2 separate regions of the Homo sapiens genome follow, and region 1 is linked to region 2. Evidence: read pairs that join two places in POLR2A ChIA-PET (ENCODE). Cell type or tissue: PC-9. All regions are shown on one strand. Each heading gives the region's core, and the rest is flanking DNA. Links, peaks and the distances in the headings are about the cores only. Region 1 overlaps WWP2 (WW domain containing E3 ubiquitin protein ligase 2). Region 2 overlaps LOC105371325 (a long non-coding RNA gene).

Region 1 (12,147 bases), core at 2,580-10,579, 240 kb before region 2:
GGAGTGGGGAAGAGACCAAAGGAACCTCAACTGTATCTACAACATTTTATCTTTCAAAGAAAAAAGTTCTGGGGCAAATATGGCAAAATGTTCATATTCATTAAATCCAGATGGTGGTTTTTATGACTGTTTGTTATCTTCATCTCTAACCATTTTATATGTTTGATCTCTTTCATAATTGAACAATAATTTTAAGGGGAAGCAAAAGATCGTATCTTGAATAATGCAGGAAAGATTATAAATAATTATAAATTGAGCCTTGGGGCTTTTAGTTAACAGGGGTTAAAGCACTAAACGCTGGAAATCCATTATTTACAGACTTTAAAAATGAAAGAATATTTTAGAAATCTTTACTTCTATTGGGACTCTTTCTTTCCTAAGGCAACTCAACTAATGGTAGTTTTTAAACTATCTTGTTCTCCTGAACTGTAGCAGTTTTGAGCCTTTGGTCCTGACTCTTAGAGAATGGAACTTGAAGCCCATACATGGCCTGTTCAACAGAAGAAAGACCAAACTTTTTGATCTACACTTCAGGGCCGCAAAACTAAAACAATCAGATAAATTCTAAAGAAGGCTCAGAAGGAACAAAGGCAACTGGGAAGGCAGGAGAAACAGGGTAGATAAAACATCACCATGTTTTCTTTCTCCAGTGTCTTTTAAAATTGCAGTCCACTGCTTATATAACAGTAATCCATGTTATTCTATAGAGCTTTGTCTGGAGTTCCAGATCTAATGAGCAAGATACCACCCTGACATTATATAATGTAGGCATTTGGAATTGTAAAACCTTTCCAATTGATGCATAAAGAAAAATAACCGGCCGGGGCCACGCACAGTGGCTCACGCCTGTAATCCCAGCACTTCGGGAGGCCGAGGCAGGTGGATCACCTGAGGTCAGAAGTTTGAGACCAGCCTGGCCAACATGGTGAAACCCCATCTCTACTAAAAATATAACAAATTAGCCGGGTGTGGTGGCGGGCACCTGTAATCCCAGCTGCTTGGGAGGCTGAGGCAGGAGAATTTCTTGAACCTAGGAGGTGGAGGTTGCAGTGAGCCAAGATTGCACCATTGCACTCCAGCCTGGGCAACAGAGCGAGACTCCATCTCAAAAAATAAATAAATAAATAAATAACCGGCCAGGTGTGACAGCTCACACCTGTAATCCCAGCACTTTGGGAGGCTCAGGCATGCGGATCACTTGAGGGCAGGAGTTCAAGACCAGCCTGGCCAACATGGTGAGACCCCCGTCTCTATGAAAAATACAAAAATTAGCGAGGAGTGGTGGCGCAACTATAATCCCAGCTACTCGGGAGGCTGAGGCAGGAGAATTGCTTGAACCCGGGAGGTGGACGTTGCAGTGAGCCGAGATCGCACCACTGCACTCCAGCCTGGGCAACAGAGCGAGACTCTGTCTCAAGAGAAATAACCGTAACTATAGAAAGGAACAGATCCCATCCCCATCAAAGTACTTTCGACCTCTCAGCTTTTGCCTCCCATCTTAGACAAGGTTCCTAATGCGTATTAGGTCCAAATCCCCACTATCCACTACAAGAAGCTTAGGAAACCTGAGGCCCAGACTTCACACTCTGTCTCAGCAACACGAACAGATGACTCCGTACACGTACTCAAGTAATTTCTCCCCTGCTAATAGCCATGGAAAGTAATTGCATCCTAATCACTCCAAAACTCTGAGTGAGCATAAGCTTTGCTGGAAGAGGGAGAAGGGGGTCAATGTTTAAAATATAACTAAAGGTTACCAGATGAACAAAGTATTTCATTATTGAAGAAACTAATGGACTTATTGGGAGGGGGATGGGAAAGTCAAAATGTCCCCCTTTACTAAGTCTGGTAGATCTATTGAAATTTCTCAAAAAAAAAAAAATATATATATATATATATATTTATTTATAGTATGAGTGTGTATGTATATATGTGTGTGTGTGTGTATCTATGTGTATGTATATACATGTGTGTGTGTGTGTGTATATATATATATATATATTTGAGACAGGGTTTCACTCTGTCACCCCAAGCTGGAGTGCAGTGGCACAATCATGGCTCACTGCAGCCTCAACCTCCTGGGCTCAAGCAATCCTCTCACCTCAGCCTTCTAAAAGGCTGGGACTACAGGCACCAGCCACCAGACTCACCTAATTTTTTAAATTTTTTGTACAGATGAAGGGGGTCCCTATGTTGTTCAGGCTGATCTGGAACTCTTGAGCTCAGGCAATCCTCCCACCTCAGCCTCCCAAAGTGATGGGATTACAAGCATGAGCCACCACACTTGGTCTCAAAAATATAAATAACATATTTATATATAATATAAATACAAACAACATATTTCCTCTGAACTTATCCTCTACATAAATCTTGACAAGCATTTTAAAAATAAAATACAAACTAATAGGGTAGAAACTATAAAAGTTGTATACCAAACTATAATAAATAAAAAGATTTTTTTAAAAGAAAATATAGGCCGAGCACGGTGGCTCATGCCTGTAATCCCAACACTTTGGGAGGCTGAGGTGGGTGAATTGCTTGAGGTCAGGAGTTCGAGACCAGCCTCGCCAACAGGGTGAAACCCCATCTCTACTAAAAACACAAAAATTATCTGGTCGTGGTGGCAGGTGCCTGTAATCCCAGTTAATAAGGAGGCTGAGGCAGGAGAATTGCTTGAACCCAGGAGGCAGAGGTTGCAATAAGCCAAGACCGCACCACTGCACTCCAGCCTGGGTGACAGAATGAGACTCCGTTTCAAAAAAAAAGAAAATATAAAAGTATATCACACACAAAGGAAAGTATTATTTCACAAAAAGTTTTACCAAATAAATATACATGTATATATATTAATAGGTGCATATATGATATCTCCATATGTATATTGTATATACACATATGTGTATATCCATATGTGTATTGTATATACACATATGTGTATATATATCCATATGTGTATTGTATATACACATATGTGTATATATATATCCATATACTGTTTTAAAATAAATATACATACATATATATACACACACACACATATACTGTTTTAAGATATAAAATGTATGTCTTACTAAAGGTTGCAGTCAAAAAAGCTTGAGACTACTGGTCTACAACAATCCCATCTAAGGTAGGGTTTTAGATTAAACAAACACTACAGAACCTAATAAGCAAATACTACACTAGGGACTAATTTCATTCAGAGAAATGTCATCAGTTTATTATAATTTTTTTTATTTTTTTTTTTTCGAGATGGAATTTCGCTCTTGTTGCCCAGGCTGGAGTGCAATGGCACAATCTCGGCTCACCACAACCTCCGCCTCCCAGGTTCAAGCAATTCTCCTGCCTCAGCCTCCAGAGTAGCTGGGATTACAGGCATGCACCACCACGCCCAGCTAATGTTTTGTATTTTTAGTAGAGACGGGGTTTCTCCATGTTAAGGCTGGTCTCGAACACCTGACCTCAGGTGATCCGCCCACCTTGGCCTCCCAAAGTGCTGGGATTACAGGCGTAAGCCACTGCGCCCGGCCTATTATCATTATAAGTTAAGAAACTTCCCACATCTAGGTAACAATCTCTAGAGCTTAGATAAGAGGCATTCATTCATTTGACAAATATTTATTGAGCATCTATTATGTACTCTGCACTGGTTTTGGTGCTAGTGGTATACTGCTGAATAAAACAGAAGAAAAAATCCTTCTTTACAAGATTATCCTGGTAAAGAGTCAAGAAAGATTCCCTCCTAGCTCTAGTTGTGGGAAGTAACCATAGTGAAATAGGCCCAGAGCAATGGCCTACTCTCCAGGGAAGAAGACTTTACCAGAGCCTTATCCTACCTGGTGGAAGAGAAGTCCCCTGACTCCAGCCCTCTTTAGCCTTTCTGTTTCATCTAAGGGGAGAAAAACAGTTAAATATGAGTGACAGTCATAGCCTGGGACACAGGCCCACTAAAAGACTAGGATTTGACCATGAGGCTATAGAATGCTTCCCCTCCCCCATACTTTGCTGTCACACCAACAGGGCTCCAGTACAACAACAGGGAATTAGGGCTGAAAGGCATACACTCTATTTAAGAAGGAGTTTTTAGGGAAAACCAAAGATAACAGGGGAGACAGAAACAAGGACACTAGAGGAATTTGAAGCCTCAGATACCAACAGTTACAGCAATCATTAAACACAGACCAACTCTTAGCCAGATTAACATGAAACACCATACTAACAATACTAATGGACTATTTATCTCATTTCCTATTACCTAATACATCATGTCCAGCTTTCTTTTTTAAACAAGAACTAGGGAGGGGTAAGGAAGAGGAACTGATCAGCAGGAAGAAGGTCAATGTCTAGCTCTCAATGAAAAATTACAAAACACACTAAAAGGCAAGAAGAAACAGTGTGAAAAAGAAATAAAGCAAGCATCAGAACCTGACTCAGATAGGACAGATTTTAGAATAATCAAACAGGTAATGCAAAATAACTATGATTACTAGGTTCAGGGCTCTAATGGAAACAGCAGACAACACATGAGAATAGATGGGCAATGTAAGGAGAGATATAGCAACTATAAGAGTCAACAGAAAATGCTAGAAATCATAAACACTGTAATAGAAGTGAAGAATGCCTTGATGGGCTCATCAGTAGACAGGACATGGCTGATGGGGTTTAAGATACCTTACCCCAAAACATGACACCTTGGCATTTAAGAAAACAGGAAAAGCAGGAAGTCACTCTCAGCTTCCTCTCACCCTTCTCCCATAAAGCAGGTCATAAAGCCTATGAAAGATTTTCTGACCTTCCCCTGAAACGGGTCATATGACCCTCCTTTGAGAGATGCCCTCCTTATACCCCAAGGAAAGAAATATCCTTCTCTGAAAACAAAAGGACACAGAGAAGAATCTGAACAAATAGGACTTGTTAAATTTCCCCCAGTGTATTACCAGTCAATCATACCCCTTTTGTCCAATCGTATTTCTCCACGATTGTCCACTCTTCATCAAACCTAAACATAAATACACATTATCTGTTTCTCCAGGTCTTAGTCACGTAAATTTATATGATATAAATTTGCATGCTTTTCACTTTTTCTTTTCTTTTCTTTTTTTTTTTTTTTTGAGACAGTCTTGCTCTGTCACCCAGGCTGGAGTGCTGTGGCGTGATCTCAGCTCACTGCACCTCCACCTCCCAGATTCAAGTGATTCTCATGCCTCAGCCTCCTGAGTAGCTAGGGTTACAGGTACATGCCACCATGCCTGGCTAATTTTGGTATTTTTAGTAGAGATAGGATTTTACCAAGTTGTCCAGACTGGTCTTGAACTCCTAGGCTCAAGCCATCCTCCTGCCTTGGCCTCCCAAAGTGATGGGATTATAAACGTAAGCCACAGCACCTGGCCAAAATAGAAATTAAAAAGGCATGAACAGGAAGGTCTCACTGAGAAGGTGACATTTGAGCAAAGATCTGAAGAAGCTGAAGGAAGAAACTGAGAGTATCTGCAAAACATTCAGATAGATAAAAGGGTATGATGGCCAGCAGTGGTGGCTCATGCATGTAATCCCAGCACCTTAGGAGGCCAAGTCAGGTGGATCACTTGAATCCAGGAGTTCGAGACCAGCCTGAACAATAGGGCAAAACCTCGTCTCAACAAAAACCACAAAAATTAGCCATGGTGGCACATGCCTGTAGTCACAGTTACTCGGGAGGCTGAGGTGAGGTGGGAGGATCGCTTGAGCCTGGGAGGTCTAGGCTGCAGTGAGCTATGATCACGCCACTGCACTCCAGCTAGGTGACAGAGCAAGACCCTGTCTCAAAAAAAAAATGCTGTTGAGGTGACAGCATGTCTGGGGAATACAAGGAAGGAAAGAGGCCAATGTTGGGTGGAAATGTAAGATGGAAAGAATAACAATAAGATAACAGATGTAATTGAATGTGTAGAGTTAGGTTAAATTATCCTTAATGAAGGATCAAATGCCTTGGAGCAGTGGTTCTCCATCCTTTCTAGACATCTGAATTATCTGGGGAGCATTAAAAAAAAACAACACTGACCACCAAACCCTACCCTCAGAGATTCCCATTTAATTGGTCTGGGGTGGGCCAGGGACAGCTGTGTTATTTAAAAATTCCCCAAGTGATCCTAATATGAAGCTGGGTTGAGGACCACTGGTTTACTGTTAATGAATTTGTTGAAACCTCAACTAATGTGACTGCACTAAAAGGAGTGCTTTAGACCTCAGCTAATTTGGCTGAACTAAAAAAATGCAAAAAATTTGCATAGAAAATTATGCAAATGAAAAACTGGGGCAGCTGGGTGTAGTGGCTCATGCCTGTAATCCAAGCACTTTGGGAGGCTGATGTGGGCAGACTGCTTGAGCCCAGGAATTCGAGACCAGTCTAGGCAACATAGAGAAACCCCATTTCTACAAAAAATACAAAAAATTAGTCAGACATGGTGGTGCATGCCTGTAGTCCCAGCTACTCAGGAGGCTGAGGTGGGAAATCACCAGAACCCAGGAGGTCAAGGCTGCAGTGAGCTGTAATCACTCCACTGCACTCCAGCCTGAGCAACAGAGGAAGACCCTGTTTCAAAAGAAAAAAAAGAAAAGGTGGCTGGGCGTGGTGGCTCATGCCTGTAATTCTAGCACTTTGGGAGGCCGAGGTGGGTGGACCACATGAGGTCAAGAGTTCGAGATCAGCCCGGCCAACATAGTGAAACCCAATCTCTACTAAAAATAAAAAAATTATCTGGGTGTGGTAGTGAGTGCCTGTAATCTCAGCTACTTGGGAGGCTGAGGCAGGAGAATCACTTGAACCTGGGAGGCGAAGGTTGCAGTGAGCCAAGATTGTGCCATTGCACTCCAGCCTGAGCGACAGCATGAGAGTCATCTCAAAAAAAAAAAAGGAGCAACGTGTATCGGTAGGAACAGAATACAATGAAGGAGCTCCCCGTCAGGACTGTTGCTAAGGAAACAAAGTAGTAGCGACACTAGCGTCTTCCCAGAGGCCAGTTCTTCCCTTAGCCTTCCAGGAGCTCTCAATACACAGAGCAGACTACACATACATTTATCTCTGTTCCCTTCTCAAACTCCATCAAAATGACAGGAAGCAATACAAAAAGGTGAAAACCCACAGAAAGGGAAAAAAACACAACGGAAACAGCAGCAAAATTTTGGAAAATGGTTCCAGTGTGTCGAAACTGAAACTTAGCTGCCCACAAGAGAGGTCAACAGAAGGCAAGCAGACTGGCAATGAAGAATTCCAGAAAGGGTCAATCACTGGTGGTGAGGCAGGAGGGAGGACTCGACTCAGGACCAGACTGAAGACTGGCTGAAACAGGGAAGAGGCACCAAAAGCACCTCCCCACAAGACACACCCACCAGTGCCATGACAGTGTGCCAATGCCATGGTAATGCCCCAGAAGTTACCACTTTTCTAGAAATGTCTAATAGCCCACTCCTTAACTTGCATATAATTAAAACTGGGTATAAATATGACAGCAAAACTGCCCCTGAGCTGCTACTAGGGACACACTGCCTATAGCGTAGCCCTGCTCTGCAGGAGCAGTCACGGAGCTGTAACTCTGCTGCCTCAATAAAGCTGTTTTCTTCTACTACCAGCTTGCCCTTGAATTCTTTCCAGGGCAAAGCCAAGAACCTACCCAGACTAACCCCCAGTTTTGGGGCTCACGTGCCCTGCATCAGTAGTACAGGTACCTCCGAAAGTAAGGGCAGAAGTGGGGCTAAAAACAGGAGGACTGGCAAAAGCCTATCTTGGGAATGATTAGAGTCCCAGAGTCCCCTCCCCACCCAGTTCAACCAAGCAGTTGCCCCTTCCTAATCCCAAGCAGACTTTTAGTCCAGCACTTTGGGAGGCCGAGGCAGGCGGATCACCCAAGTTCGGGAGTTCGAGACCAGCCTGACCAACATGATGAAACCCTGTCTTTACTAAAAATACAAAATTAGCCAGGTGTAGTGGTGCGTGCCTGTAATCCCAGCTACTTGGGATAGGCCGAGGCAGGAGAATAGCTTGAACCTGGGAGACAGGTCATGGTGAGCTAAGATCACACCATTACACTCCAGCCTGGGCAACAAGAGCAAGACTCTGTCTCAAAAAAAAAAAAAAAAAAAAAAAAAAGACTAAAAAGACTTTTAGTTTCTCAACAGGTGAAACCAAACTCAAGACTTCAGGCATAGTTGACAATAGGGATAAGGCACCATATTGACCCAGCGAGACAGTGAAAGTCTACATTATAAACTGAAAAGGTCAATTTCCCCCACCCAACTCACCTTCCCGCACTTGGGTCCTAGCATACATGTGTACTTCACACCTAAATGTCAACAAACATTGCAGAAGTCCTTGGCCAAAAAGCCAGATATAAAAACAAACAGAGAGAAAAAGAGAATTGTTTTTCAGCAATTGACAAGCTGATCCTAAAGTAAGGAAATGCAAGGAACCCAGAATCGCCAAAACAATCTTGAAAAAGAACAAAGTTGGATGACTAACACTTTCCAATTTTAAAACTTACTACAAAGCTACAGTCCTTCAGGCTCTGTGCCTCATGCCTATAATCCCAGCACTTTAGGAGGCCCAGGCGGGTGGATCACTTGAGGTCAGGATTTCGAGACCAGCCTGGCCAACATGGGGAAACCCCGTCTCTACTAAAAATACAAAAATTAGCCGGGCATGGTGGCAGGCACCTGTAATCCCAGCTACTCAGGAGCTGAGGCAAGAGAATAGCTTGAACCCGGGAGGCGGAGGTTGCAGTGAGCCAAGATAGCACACTGCACTCCAGCCTGGGAGACACAGCAAGATTTCATCTCAAAAAGAAAAATAATAATTATTACAGAACTTTTGACAGGAGAAAACAACTACACATCAGATTAAGCTAGTGGCAGCTCCTGCAATACCTGAAGCACCTGATCACTTTTATCACCCTACCTCAGCAACAACCTTTCAGACCTGTCAATCTTCTGGAGGCTAATAAGCTGAACCACTCATTTGCCTTTGAGTGATCCAGAGCAAGTTACTTACTGAGAGGATGGAGAGGAAAAAGCAAACTCAGTTTCTTCCTGCTATACTCTCACAACACAGAATACTACCTTTTTTTTTTTTTTTTAATAGAGACAGGATTTCACTATGCTGCCCGGGTTGATCTCAAACTCCTGGGCTCAAGCGATCCTCCTACCTCTGCCTCCCAAAGTGCTGGGATTACAGGTGTGAGCCACCACGCCCAGCCCCACAGAATACTTCTGACACCAGATGTGTGGGAGCCCCACATACCAAGTAAGCAATCAATTCTGCAGCTGGCAGACACCAGCTGGGTGTCCTCTAATTCAGTTCCTACACTATCCACCTGGAAATAGCATCAGATCCCACAGGTTTAGTTCCCCAAGACTGCCCCTGACTTGCGACATCAATTGCAAGCTCCAGGTTGTTTTACCCGTGCTTCTGACCAACCGGCTATAAATCGAGGTTCTTAGGATTGATAAATTTGCTAGAGCAACTCACAGGACTCAAGGAAACACTTTATTTGCATTTACTGATTTATTATAAAGGATATTATGAAGGATACAAATGAAGAGACGTAGGGCGAGGCATGTGAGAAGGGGCACAGAGCCTCCAAGCCCTCTCTGAGGGTGCCATCCTCCAAGAACCTCCACGTGTGCAGCCATCCAGAAGCTCCCCAAACCCAGTCCTTCAGGGTTTTTATGGAAGCTTCATTACGCAGGCATGATCAATTAAGTCACTGCCACTGCAGATCAAGTCAACTTTCAGTCCCTCTCCCTGTCCCAGAGGCTGGGTGTGGGACTAAAAGTGCCAACCCTCTAACTACAAGGCTGGTTTCCCTGGCCACTGGCCCCCAAATCCTGAGACTATCCAGGAGTCCCCAACCAAAGGTCAATTATTAGCACACAAAAAGACACTGACCAGGTGTGGTGGCTCACACCTGTAATCTCAGCACTTTGGGAGGCCAAGGCAGACAGATCACCTGAGCTCAGGAGTTCGAGACCAGCCTGGCCAACACGGCGAAATCCCATCTCTACTAAAAATACAAAAATTAGCTGGGTATGACGGCATGTGCCTGTAGCCCCAGCTACTTGGGAGGCTGAGGCACGGGAATCGCTTAGAGGCTGCAGCGAGCCGAGATTATGCCATTGCACTCTAGCCTGGGCGACACAGCGAGATTCTATCTCAAAAAAAAAAAAAAAAAAGACACTGATCACTTGGGAGATTTCAATGATTTTAGGAGTTATAGGCCAGGAAATGGGAGGAAGACTAAATATATATTTCACAAAATCATACCTACCCTCTCTAAATCTCAGTTTTCTCATCTGTGAAATGAACCCAATAATAGTACTTACTTTATAAGATTACTGTACTGACTACATGAATTCAGGTAAAGCAGAGGACACACAGTAAGAGCTCTTCAAATATCAACTACAAACAAAACCACTTCTCGATACTGAAATTCTTGGCTCTGGCATTACAAGCACCTCAATTCCTAAAATTCTTGACCCAGCTCTGAGTCAAGAAACCAGTGAACACCGATCTTGAGATGAAAAGACCTGTGTAGAAGGAGCCAGGGAAAAGCAGAAATTACACACCAGTATCAATATTTTATTTCTTGTTTTAAAAAATTTTTTTCAATATAATCCATGGGTTCACAAAGATTTTATTTCTAATTAACCAGCTGTAGAAACAGGCAGAGCTTATTTCTAACTAGAGATAAACCTTGCACCCACTTCTATTTTTTTTTTTTTTTTTTTTTTGAGATGGAGTCTTGCTCTGTCACCCAGGCTGGAGTGAGTGGTGCAATCTCGGCTCACTGCAAACCTCCACCTCCCGGGTTCAAGCAATTCTCTTGCCTCAGCCTTCCGAGTAGCGGGGATTACAGGTGCCTGTCACCACGCCTGACTAGTTTTTTGTATTTTTAGTAGAGATGGGTTTCATCACGTTAGCCAGGATGGTCTCGATCTCCTGACCTCATGATCCACCCGCCTTGGCCTCCCAAAGTGCTGGGATTACAGGCGTGAGCCACTGCGCCCAGCCTGCACTCATTTCTTGAAAGATATGCAAGGAAAAGCTCTGTCCAAAAGATTCTCCTGTTCTTCACAGGCTCATGCTACTCCAACACTAATGCTTCTTTCTTGGCCTCCTTCCTCTGTCCAGCATTGAGTTACTACCTTCCATTCTCCAAAGGCCCATATTGAAAAACAATCAAACAGAATCAACTTTGCCAAATGACATCCTTACAAAGACTAAGCACGGAAAAAGAGAAAACGGGAGGGAGCAGGGAGGTACACTATTGGAAGCCCCGTGGAATTACAGGCTAAGAATAAAAGAGGCTGACTGGAAAGCAGATCTGAAGACAAAACAAGAAGCAAAAGGCATGGGTGACTTGAGGAAGAGGACGGGCCCTAGGTCAGGACTGCCATGTCTTGGTACTTGTTATTTTTTATTTATTTAATTATTTTTGAGAAGGAGTTTCGCTCTTGTTGCCCAGGCTAGAGGGCAGTGATGCAATCTCGGCTCACTGCAACCTCCGCCTCCTGGGTTCAAGCGATTCTCCTGCCTCAGGCTCCCAAGTAGCTGGGATTACAGGTGTCTGCCACCACGCCTAGCTAATTTTTTGTATTTTTAGTAGAGACGGGGTTTCTCCATGTTGGCCAGGCTGGTCTTAAACTCCTGACTTCAGGTGATCTACCCACCTCGGCCTCCTAAAGTGCTGGGATTATAGGTGTGAGCCACCATGCCTGGCTGGTATTTTCCTAATAGTTATTATTAGTAGTAATGATTTAAATCACTGAATATTTGCTATAAACTGCGGTGGGGTGAAAAACAGGGAACTGCAACCTTCTAAAAAGATTTTGGTTAGAATCTAACCTGTCCCATCATCCAGGGGAAACATCTTCCCTTTTGTTCCCATCTTTCAGAAATTCCAGAGCCCTAGCCAGTTGTGGTGGCTCACACCTGTAACCCCAAACACTTTGGGAGGCTGAGGCAGGAGGATCACTTGAGCCCGGAGTTCAAGACCAGTCTGAGTAACATAGTGGGACCCCATCTCTACAAAAAAGTTAAAAATTAGCTAGGCATGGTGGCACATGCCTATAGTCTCAGCTACTTGGAAGGCTAAGATGGGAGGATCACTTGAGCTCAAA
Region 2 (12,147 bases), core at 2,188-10,187:
AGGAAGCTGAGGCTGCAGTGAGCTGTGATTGCACCACTGCACTCCAGCCTGGGTGATAGAGCAAGACCCTGTCTCAAAACAAAAATAAACAAAAATAAAACTGCACAGTTATTTGTGGCAGAGTAATTCTCAAGCATCTTGATCTCCTCTTTCCCCTATATTTGAGAACAACAAAAGACAATATAATATACATATTAATTTATATTTTACATATATATTGATATATATGCAATGTGGGGATCCTGAACAAAAAAAGGATGTTAGTAGATAAACCAGTGAAATCCTAATGAAGTCTGGTGTTTAATTAGCAGTAATAAACTAATATGGGCTTCTTAGTTTTGACAAGTGTTCCATGGTTATATAAGATGATCACATTAGTGGGAACTGGGTGAGGAATATACAGAATCTCTGTACTATTTTTGTATCTGTTCTGTAAATCTAAAATTATTTCAAAATAAAAATATCATTTAAAAAAGACGTAATAAATGTGCATAAAAACAGGTTCAAACAAAACAGAAGTGTTTAAAGAAACCACCACCAAAAAAAGAATTAAAGTTCTTTCTTTCTGCCTTATGATGCTGCCCCTAATTTCCAACCACTTTTAATAGCAGAGTGTGTCTTTGGGTATATTTATGTTAATTCAAATACACAGAGTTTTAAAATATTCTATCTCATTTCAACAATGAGAGATAATCATATGATAACAATCATATGAAATGGGCATGACAATCAAATGAGGAAACCGAGGCTCAGAGAGGTTAAGTACCTGGCCCAGAGCCACAGCTAGTAAACAGTAAATATCAGGGACTAGATTTAAAGCAGACTCTGACTCCACCTAACTCCAAAGGCCATGCTGTTTGCAGGGTCTGCTAGAGCTGTGGAGTGGATGAGTGGGAGCCCGTTTGTGTTCTCCAAGTCACACGCTCTGGCAGGGGCTGTGTCTGCTTAAAGGACAGGTGCCACCCTTTACTTAGCATGAAGGCTCTCTATGGACAACACCAGCCCTCCTCCTTCCCTCTATCCTATGCCAAGAGGAAGGTGATGCTGGCCATGGCCATGATCGTTGTAGAAAATAACGAGTGTGATTGAGGATGTTTCAGGTTGTCAGCAGTGAAGGATGCGAACGGAGGTATGTTCTGTAAATATCAGGAAACACAGGAGTATGAGATCTCATAACATGTTCTAGCAAGCCCATATTCTGCAGATGATGGGTGCGCATTTTGGGTCCTTTGGTGTGAACCAATAGCAGAGGATTCCAAACAAAATACATTCAGCTTTCTTTCTCAAAGCAATGTGCTCCACTTGCTAGGAATGGAATTTTCACACATTTAAGGTCAAAATGAAATTTCTGGGAGGGATCTGTGAATCATCTAGCCAGTCACCACTTGCAGGGGCCTCTGAATGGGAGGAAATCAGGACAACAATATGCTGAGTTTTTCACCACTGGCTGCTGGGCAATTCAGGATATTGAGCCCTGTGTGACCTTCCCAACAGAAAAATCACCTTTGGATACAATAGCAGAGTGGTGTTCAGAATAATTCCCTAGAAAAACAAACTAAGTTTTGCACCTTAGAAAGGAGGAAACTACAGTCTGTCTTACTGTCCTTCACTCTGTGCCAAACCCTGCATTAAGCACTTTTCTGTGCTCTCACTTGTTCCTCACATCACTTTGTGAGGAATGTTCAGTACAATTATCATGCCCATTTCACAGATGAGGAAACTGAGCCCAAAGAGGAGAGGTATCTTACCCATTCATATTCCATAACCAGCTAAGAAACAATTCCGCATCACTGGGTGCGGTGGTGCACGACTGTAATCCCAGTACCTTGGGAGGCCAAGGTGGGCAGATCACCTGAGGTTGGGAGTTCAAAACCAGCCTGACCAACATGGTGAAACCCCCTCTCTACTAAATACAAAAAATTAGCTGGGTGTGGTCGCATGCCTGTAATCCCAGGTACTCGGGAGGCTGAGGCAGGAGAATTGCTTGAACCTGGGATGCAGAGGTTGCAGTGAGCCACGATCATGCCACTGCACTCCAGCCTGGGCAACAAGAGCGAAACTCTGTCTAAAAAAAAATAATAATAATAAAAATCAAATTCAAAACAGAATACATTCAGCTCACACCAAATCCTTTCCTTTTTTTTTTTTTTTTTTTTTTGAGATAGTCTTTCTCTATCGCCCAGGCTAGAGTGCAGTGGCTCAATCTCACTCATTGCAACTTCTACCTCCTGGATTCAAGTGATTCTCCTGCCTCAGCTTCCCGAGTGGCTGGGACTACAGGCGTGCACCATCATGCCTGGCCAATTTTTGTATTTTTAGTAGAGATGGGGTTTCACCATGTTAGCCTTGGCTGGTCTCGAACTCCTGACCTCAAGTGATCTGCCCGCCTTGGCCTCCCAAATTGCTGGGATTACAGGCATGAGCCACCACACATGGCTTGTAGTATTATTTACAGTGAAAACTGGAAACAATTTAAATGCCCATAATTAGAAAATGATTGATCATGGTATGTTCAAAAGATGGCATACGATACACATGTTAAAAATCATCTTTCTTTTGCCTTATAGAAATATTTATCAATCTAGCATATGGCATATGTGCACAATACAAATGTAATATGACATTCAAGGATGTAATTGCTAAGATTGCCATATCATTCTCTTTGGTATAAGAAAATAATAGATTGAGTATCAGAATCTGAAAGGCACAGGACTCCAGGAGAAAAGGAGTCCAGGAAAAGATAGAAATGCTCTTTAAAGGGCATCACGATATAGGACATGTGTGCAATTAGCTCAGTCTTGAAAAGCTTGATGTAAGATTAAAAAAAAAAAAATCACCAGCATCCTTAATTGTGTACACATTTGTTGAGTGCTTACTATACGCAGACACTGGAGACTCAATGATGGAGAGAAAACGTTCCTATCTTTCTGAGCAATGCAGTCTGCATAAGAAGGCATTGTTGGCCAGCACAATGGCTCACACCTGTAATCCCAGCACTTTGGGAGGCAGAGGCAGGCGATCACTTGAGGTCAGGAGTTCAAGACCAGCCTGGACAACATGATGAAACCCCATCTCTACCAAAAATACAAAAAAATAGCTGGGCGTGGTGGCACATGCCTGTAATCCCAGCTACTCGAGGGGCTGAGGCAGGGGAATCGCTTGAGCCCGGGAGGTGGAGGTTGCAGTGAGCTGAGGTCACACCATTGCACTCCAGCCTGGACAACAAAGTGAGACTCTGTCTCAGAAAAAAAGAAAAACAAAGAAGTAATTGCTCTATCTAGTCTGTGGGTAGCATCAAATGACTGAGTTAGGAAAGATTTTCTCCATCTGATAATACTTAGAGGGGTGGTTCTCCAAGTGGGGTGATGTTCCCCGCAGGGGACATTTGGCAATGTCTGCAGACATTTTTGAATGTCACTTCTGGGGGGCGGGGGAGGAGTGCTTCGGGCACCTAGTGGTAGAGGTCAGGATAGTAAACATCCGACAAAGTACAGAACACCTCCTAAAACAAAGAATTATGTGGCTCAAATATCAATAGCGCTGAGATGGATAAACTCTGACTTAGACCATCAGGATTCTTTCTTGGAAGTTACAGAGTTACGTTTCATGGTGGGAATGGGGAGGGAGTGTCCCACAAGGAGATGGCAGCCTTGCAGAGACGTGAGTGCAGGAGGGAAAAGGATTTACCTGGGTGATCGGGAAGCTTGTTAGGCAAAACTATGGGTGGAGACAGTCCCAATTTACTGAGAATGCTACTCCAAACGTTAATTTGTAAATTGCTTCTTTGGCATATCTTGGATCCCTTCCATGCCTCCTTCCAGAAGGAGACCATATGTTAAAAATGAAAGGCTCTGGAGATAAAATCAAAAGACCTGGGTTGAATCTCAACTTCATAATCATGAAAATCATTTTACTTTTCTAAGCCTCAGTTCCCACTTTTGAGAAGTGGGGATGCAAATGCTACCCCTCCCACTGCTGAGAAGAGAACAGTTGTTTGGGCTGCTTGGCTCTGGATACAGGCTCATGTGTAACTCTGACATTGTATGTTTATAACATATCAATAAATGAAAAGGGTGGTTATAAAGCAGTACATATTGTATGCATCCAATTTTTGTTCAATGTGAATGTCTGCTGAGAAAATAGTCGGGAAGTAATTATATCAAACAGCTAACATAAATTGTTCTTGAATGGCCAGAAACAAAAACCAAACCAAAACACGAACCAATATATTACCTTTGGTATTAGATAATAAATACATGTTATTGAAATTCATAAAAGTTATCTTTTTCAAAAGAGATTTTATGATATGAGAAATACTTAGGATGTAATTTAAGCAAAAACAAAAGCAAGTTAGAAATTGCATGAACTTGCCAGACAAGGCTCATGCCTGTAATCCCAGAACTTTGGGAAGGAGGATTGCTTGAGGCCAGAGTTCGAGACCAGCCTGGACAACACAGTGAGACCCCACCTCTAAAAAAATGAAAAAGAAATTAGCCAAGTATGGCAGCATACATCTGTAGTCCAGCTACTTGGGAGGCTGAAGCTGGAGGATCACTTGAGCCTAGAAGGTCAAGGCTGCAGTGAGCCATAATCATATCACTGCACTCCAGCCTGGGTGACAGAGTAAGACCTTGCCTCAAAAAAAAAAAAAAAGGGGTTGCACAGGCTTGCACTGTTCAACATGGTAGTCACCAGCCCCACGTGCCTACTGAACACTTGAATGTGGCTAACTCTGAATTCAGATGTGCAAGCATGTAAAATATCTCATTTTTAATTTAATAATCATAAAAATTGCTAAATGTTTATATTGATTATATGATAAAATGATATTGTTGAAATATTTGGTTGAATATAATATATTGTGCAGTGGCTCATGCGTGTAATCCCAGCACTGTGGGAGACCAGGGCGGGCGGATCACCTGAGGTCAGGAGTTTGAGACAAGCCTGACCAACATGGCGAAACCCCGTCTCTACTAAAAATATAAAAATTCAGCCAGGTATGGTGGCAGGCACCTGTCATCCCAGCTACTCAGGAAGTTAAGGCAGAAGAATCGCTTGAACCCAGAGGTTGCAGTGAGTCAAGATCATGCCACTACACTACAGCCTGGGTGAGACTCCATCTCAAAAAAAAAAAAAAAAAAAAAAAAAAAAAAAAAAAATATATATATATATATATATATATATACACACACACACACATACACACACACACAATTTCACCTGTTTTTATTTTTCTTTAATGAGGCTTCTGAAGCATTTTAAATTACATATATGGTTCACACCTGTGGTTTGCATATTTCCTTTGAATAGTGCTGATATAGACTGCAGAAACTTGACTATATAATGAAAAAATACAGAGAAAAAAAATAGAATGGAAAAATACCAAACTCATCACTGTGATAAAGTTTAAACGATAGGATTATAGGTGATTTTTTCTGCTTCTTTGCATTTTTCTGCACTTTCAAATATTCTACGGGGTCCAGATCTCCCTGTGATAATTTGGAAAAGGGCAAAAGGAGTCTAGAATCTCTCCTGTACTCCTGGGGCAAAAACTATTCTTCCTTAAAAAGATTACATCTTATGGGGACTGTTATTTTGTGAATTAAAAAATGGGGTGCCAGCTAGTCTCCATGGTTCTGGGTATGACGGAGAAGGTCCCACATTCTGATCCCTGCTCTGGGCGAGGAGGGGCATCTTCCTCCTGCCTTCCCCACAGAGAAGGAACCAAGGGTATGAGAACTATGAGAAGCAGCTCCGTGGATGCTCAGAACATCCCTGGGCAAGGAAGTGAGTCATCCGGTGAGTCAGCCCCGCCGCCCTGCTTTCATTCTTGGGATTGTTCCATGTCACTGCTCCTCTCTGTTACCCTTTCCCCCCCACCCCCGCATCACATGTGTGGTCTCAAGGCAGCCCAGGCAAATCGCACTAAGAAGGGCTCCTGGGTGCTCAGCACCTAAAGTGGGTCATTCATGGCACTGCCTGCGGTCACCCACAAGCTCGCCTCTTACTCTCATGTCAACTCATCCGGCAAAGGTGTTATTAGCATTCCCATTTCACAGATGAGAAAACGAGACAGAGAGAGGAGAAATACTTGGCCAAGGGCTCACAGGTAGGAACAGACTGGGTCCTGAGATTCAAGTTCAGGCTGATTCCAAAGCATGTGTTTCCTAGAACTTTCATCTAGGTCTGCCACAAACAGGACTGGGAAGTAATATATTTTTTTTTTTTTTGAGACGGAGTCTTGCTCTGTCGCCCAGGCTGGAGTGCAGTGGCGCGATCTCGGCTCACTGCAAGCTCTGCTTCCTGGGTTCACGCCATTCTCCTGCCTCAGCCTCCCGAGTAGCTGGGACTACAGGCGCCCGCCACCACGCCCGGCTAATTTTTTTGTATGTTTAGTACAGACGGGGTTTCACGTGTTAGCCAGGATGGTCTTCATCTCCTGACCTCGTGATCCACCCGCCTCGGCCTCCTAAAGTGCTGGGATTACAGGCGTGAGCCATCGCGCCCGGCCAAGACTGGGAAGTAATTAACTTGTGTCTTCCAAGCCTCCATTGCCCTAGATTTCAGGAGCCTGAGACCTTCATAAGGTCTGATCGCTCTCTTACAAAACAGGTCTCTGGGAAAGAGTCTAAGAATCTGATATCAGACATTTACAACGAAGTATGAATTTAGGCCCATCATTACTCCTTCGGTGAAAACCTGCAATGTGAAGTCTTATTCCAATTGTGGGGTGAAAGACTAAAAGGAATGTCTACCACTGGAATACACACTGGGGAGATGTCTGGGGAAGAAAGGGCGTGTGCTTAGAGCTACTCTCTGTTGAACCGGACCAGGAGCCACCCTGGGCCATCTGCTCGGGAACGCAGTCTTGCTTCCAGTTTACTAAACCAGGTGGGTGGGGCCAAGGCCCAGGAAGCAGACGCTCATGTGATGTAGCTGCCACAAGAATCCCACCCCCTACAGATTCCTCCAGTGGAGAGTCACACCTAGGGATTAAGCATTTCCCTTTCTTTTCAACCTTTTGATTTTTTGGTAATTTAATGTTTTTATAGGTAATCTGTTCACATGGTTCAAAAATTATATACATTACACACACACACACACACACACAATTTTCTTTCTCTTTCCCTTACCAAGTCCTCCTTCTCCCTAATTCTTATCCCACTCCCACAGTCTCTGATGTTATTAGTTTCTTGTGTATCTTTCCAGAGTTTCTTTATGCATATACAATAAATGCACACATGCACACACAGCCACCCTTCTTTTTATACAAAAGTTTCAGGCTCTTTTTACAAAAGTAAAAATGCTACAGGGAAGAACACATTGCAATAAACACTTGAATTTAAAGGAATCTAGCCGGGCACAGTGGCTCACATCTGTAATCCCAGCACTTTGGGAGGCCAAGGCGGGCAGATCACCTGAGGTCGGGAGTTGGAGACCAGCCTGACCAACATGGAGAAACCCCGTCTCTACTAAAAACACAAAATTAGCCAGGCGTGGTGGCGCATGCCTGTAATCCCAACTACTTGGGAGGGTGAGACAGGAGAATTGCTTGAACCCGGGAGGCAGAGGTTGCTGTGAGCCGAGATTGCACTGCTGCACTCCAGCATGGGCAAGAAGAGCAAAACTCTGTCTCAAAAAAAAAAAAAAAAAAAAAAAAAAAAAAAAAGGAATCTATAGGTATTTTCTTTCTGGGGCCACTAACTAGGCCCCAGTTTTTTTTTCAGCTTTTGCGTTTTTAATGTCAGGTTTAATAATGCATAATGTACATGCAGTAAAATGTATCCTTTTTAGTGGGCAGTTCTGCAAGTTGTCACAAATGTATACAGTCTCACAGCCACTACTATGATCAAGATGCAAAAGGGCCCGGCGCAGTGGCTCACGCCTGTAATCCCAGCACTTTGGGAGGCCGAGGTGGGTGGGTCACATGAGGCCAGGAATTCGAGACCAGCCTGACCAATGTGGTGAAACCCCATCTCTACTAAAAATACAAAAATTAGCCGGGCATGGTGGCGCATGCCTGTAATTCCAGCTATTTGAGAGGCTGAGGCAGGAGAATTGCTTGAACCCAGGAGGTGGAGGTTGCAGTCAGCCAAGATCATACCACCGCACTCCAGCCTGGGCAACAGAGTGAGACGCCATCTCAAAAAAAAAGAAAAAAAGATAAAAAAGACTTCTCCCACCCCCACCACCAAATTCTTTGATGCCCCTTTGCAGTCTCCTCTATTGCCACCCCCAACCCCTAGCAACCATTGGTATGTTCTCTGTGCTTCTAGCTTTATGTTTTCTAGAATGTCTCATAGATGGAATCATACATCATTCCACAAAAATATGCACTCTTTTGTGTCTTGCTTTTCTCACTTGGCAGAGTGCATGTGAGATTCATCTCTGTTGTTGTTGCATATGTCGTGCATGTTAATAGTCTGTTTCTCGTTATTGGCGAGTTGTATTCCATTATTTGGATGTACCACAGTTTGTTTATCTGTATATCAGTTGAAGAGTTAAAGGACATTTGGACATTCATTTGGGTTGCTTGCAGTTGGAGGATATCATTTCCATTACTTCTCTTCTTTTTTTTTTTTTTTTTTTTGAGACGGAGTCTTGTTCTGTCACCCAGGCTGGAGTGCAACGGCATGATCTCGGCTCACTGCAACCTCCGCCTCCTGGGTTCAAGTGATTCTCCTGCCTCAACCTCCTGAGTAGCTAGGACAACAGGCGCCCGTCACCATGCCCAGCTGATTTTTTTTTGTATTTTTAGTAGAGACGAGGTTTCACCATGTTGGCCGGTCTCAAACTCCTGACCTCAGGTGATCCACCTGCCTCGGCCTCCCAAAGTGCTTGGATTACAGGCGTGAGCCACCCTGCCCGGCCTCTCTCTCTTTTTTTTTTTTTTTTTTTTTTTTTTAGTGATAGGGTCTCACTCTGTGGCCCAAACTGGAGTGCAGTGGTGCCATAATAGCTCACTGTAGCCTGAAACTCCTGGGCTCAAGCAATCCTCTCACCTCAGCCTCTCAAGTATTAATAGCTGGGATTACAGACACATCACTGCCCCTGGCCATCTCATTTTTAATCTTTATAATAGCCCCATGACTTGGACTCACTAGCCTCATCCTAGAGGGGAAATCTGAGGGCAGGAGAGGTTCAGTGGCCTGCCCTCCCACATCACTCAGTGGATAAGTGGCAGAGATGGGATCTGAATTCAGATTTGACAGGAAAAAACCTTCTGCTGGGAACGGCGATGTGATCCTGTCTTCCTGCCACTATGTTCAAAGGAGCCAAAGACACCTAAGCTGTAAGGGCTAAAGGTATTAATAAAACACAAACTTCTCTTTCTAATTTTGGCTCCCTTACAAGAATTCAGACTAGTGGTGAGAGGAAATACTAACAGGGGCCCCTCTAGGCTGGCAGCACGCTCTACTGCCTTGAGCCTACCAACTTTCCCAAAGGGAATGATTCCTAATGTTTTCGAGTGGGTATGGAATGTGCTCTTAAAAGTTTATAGTTCACTTAATACGCATCATCTCATCAAAGAACAACTTCACAGAGGGGTGGACCTGGCTCTCCCTGCAACCCACCTACAGAGCACGGACACCTGGTGAGCTTCGTGCTCAAGCCTATGAGTGACCCTTAGCATTTCCCTCAATTCTGAGCCGTACACCCCTCCCCTTGTGCAATGACAACCTGGCAATTCCATACGCCCTCCTGGCACGCCTGGATTGGCAGGGTGGTGGCCTGGAACGCCAGTCCTCCTCTTGGGAGTTTGTAAGGAATTAGGAGGGCCATATGAGCACCCAGAATGGGGCCTGGCACCCAGGAGACAGGCAGCAAATATTCTTCCCCTTCGCTTTGCTTAATACAAGAGTCAGGTACCATGCCAGCAAACGAGACACTGGAGGTTAGACCAATGTGCTGCGTGCCACAAGCAAGTCACCTCCTACTCCAATGCTTGCAGTTTCCACATTCATAATGTGGAGCAGGTCCAAGTTCATTAAATGGCATATAATTATATATGTAGCCTTTCTTTCAGGTGAAAGAGGAGGGATTAAGGAAAAAAAAACTCTATAATCTCCTGGGTACCCAGAGGGCCTTGCCCACCCCAAGCAGAGAAAAGATTTTACAACCATAGAGAAGCTATCAGACGCAGCTGGAAGAGACCTGAATCCTATTGATCACACAAAGCCAGGCCCACAAGGGGACATGAAAGAGTGTTTCACTGGTCATAGAATAAATAGATTTTCTGTGTCACACTTATTGTAGAAGTCTCTATAAAGTGGATTGTGGAGATAGCGACCTAGAGGGCACAGATACTTCACTGGGGTGAAATGAGACCATTGTGTATGAGCCAGCGGTCTCATGTTAATTCTATTTGGCCCACACATAGGGTGACCAACTCATCCTTATGTGCAGTGGAAGTTCCACATCCCAGCCGGGCGCAGTGGCTCACGCCTGTAATCCCAGCATTTTGGGAGGCCAAGGTGGGCAGATCACCTGCGCTCGGGAGTTCGAGACCAGCCTCACCAACATGGAGAAACCCCGTCTCTACTAAAAACACAAAAAATTAGCCAGGCGTGGTGGCGCATGCCTGGAATCCCAACTACTCAGGAGGCTGAGGCAGAAGAATCGCTTGAGCCTAGGAGGCGGAGGTTGCGGTAGCCGAGATCGCGCCATTGCACTCCAGCCTGGGCAACAAGAGCAAAACTCCGTCTCAAAAAAAAAAAGAAAGAAAGAAAAGAAAAGAGAAAGAAAGTTCCACATCCCAGGAAACCCCTTATCCTAGACATCACAGGAAACAACTCAGTCCTGGACAAACCGGGATGGTTGGTCACCCTTCTTACATGATCATTTCTTAAAGCCGAATTCATAACCAACATTCACAACTGAGAGGATTTCTCATGAAATATTCCAAATGTCCAGAATCTCTTAAAAACTGGACAGCTTGGTAACTCTGCACCCAAATTTTGCACATGGAAACAATTGGCTGGTGTTGAGCGGTAGCAGCTTCTCCCCGATGGATCAAGCACTCACTGCTTTGCCACAGTCCCCATCACTCCTTGTCTTACATACACCCGTCCACTTCACTCCAGGTATTACCTGCCTGGCTCCTGTAGCATTAGAGTTTGCAACCCTTGAGGTAAATGTACTCTAGCCTTTGAAGAGCTTACAAATTTAAGAGATGGCCGTGCACAATGGCTCTCACCTGTAATCCCAGCTACTTGGGAGGCCAAGGTGGGAGGACTGCTTGAGGCCAGGAGTTTGAGACCAGCATGGGCAACATTGGGAGACTCCTGTCTCTATAAAAATTTTTTTCTTAAAATTATCCGGTTTGGTGGCATGTGCCTATAGGCCCAGCCACTCCAGAGGCCAGCCTGGGCAACAGCGGGAGACCCCCGTCTCTAAAAAACAAACAAACAAAAACTTAAGAGACGAAACTTTTAAAAGCTGACCCTGGGTTACTCCTTTCCAAATGTTCCAAGATAGGAATATTTTAGTGGCTACAAAACACCATCAATTTTCTTCTTCTTTTTTTGAGACGGATCTCGCTCTGTTGCCCAGGCTGGAGTGCAGTGGCACAATCTCGGCTCACTGCAACCTCCACCTCCCCGTTCAAGCAATTCTCCTGCCTCAGCCTCCCGAGTAGCTGGGATTACAGGTGCATACCACCATGCCCTGCTAATTTTTGTATTTTTAGTAGACACGGGGTTTCACCATCTTGGCCAGGCTGGTCTCGAACTCCTGACCTCAGGCAATCCACCCACCTCGGCCTCCCAAAGTGCTGGGATTACAGGTGTGAGCCACCGCGCCTGGGCAAAACACCATCAATTTTCTTACTTGTGCTCTTACTTAATAAACAAAGTAATGTAAACAGTGAGACTTTACACTGTTTGCCATAAAACTTAGTGGTGGTGGTGTTCAACGTAAAAAAAAAAAAATTAAAACTCCGCTGTTTTCATCTTGAATTGACCCTCAAGCACAAATTCTAGTTGCAAGTAATAGAAACCGAATCTAAAGTAGTTTCAGGAGAGAGACTGATTTAATGACTTCTGTAATCAAATTACAGACCAGTGGGAGTGGGTATCTGGATCCACGGTCAACTGGATTCAGAAACTCCAGTTCTGCTCAAGCCAGAATTCTGTTCCAGGTTCTCTG

Evidence for each region. ChIA-PET counts read pairs that join two places held together with the same protein. Peaks named below come from ENCODE experiments on the same cell type or tissue, not always from the same donor. Only the 100,000 strongest peaks of a DNase experiment are listed, where the experiment ranks them.
Region 1: POLR2A ChIA-PET joins it to region 2 with 23 read pairs; 2 of 35 experiments call an interaction of 5 or more read pairs at or near these places.

The regions. Positions count from the first base shown.
Region 1 is chr16:69,767,928-69,780,074 of GRCh38, reverse strand. All of the region lies in intron 1 of WWP2 (WW domain containing E3 ubiquitin protein ligase 2), which reads right to left. Among named protein-coding and RNA genes, the nearest start is that of WWP2, 12 kb to the right of the region's middle. RefSeq lists an enhancer at 6,592-6,791. In PC-9, for the core only: no CTCF peak of the experiment used is centred there; no DNase peak of the experiment used is centred there.
Region 2 is chr16:69,524,498-69,536,644 of GRCh38, reverse strand. LOC105371325 (a long non-coding RNA gene) reads right to left here. Exons shown (of 3, transcript XR_933697.3): 3 at 12,088-12,147. Among named protein-coding and RNA genes, the nearest start is that of MIR1538, 35 kb to the left of the region's middle. RefSeq lists enhancers at 5,685-5,979, 5,559-6,268, 5,538-6,737, 6,725-7,019. In PC-9, for the core only: no CTCF peak of the experiment used is centred there; DNase peaks (open chromatin) are centred at 5,804 and 6,904; H3K4me3 peaks cover 380 bases; H3K27ac peaks cover 4,535 bases.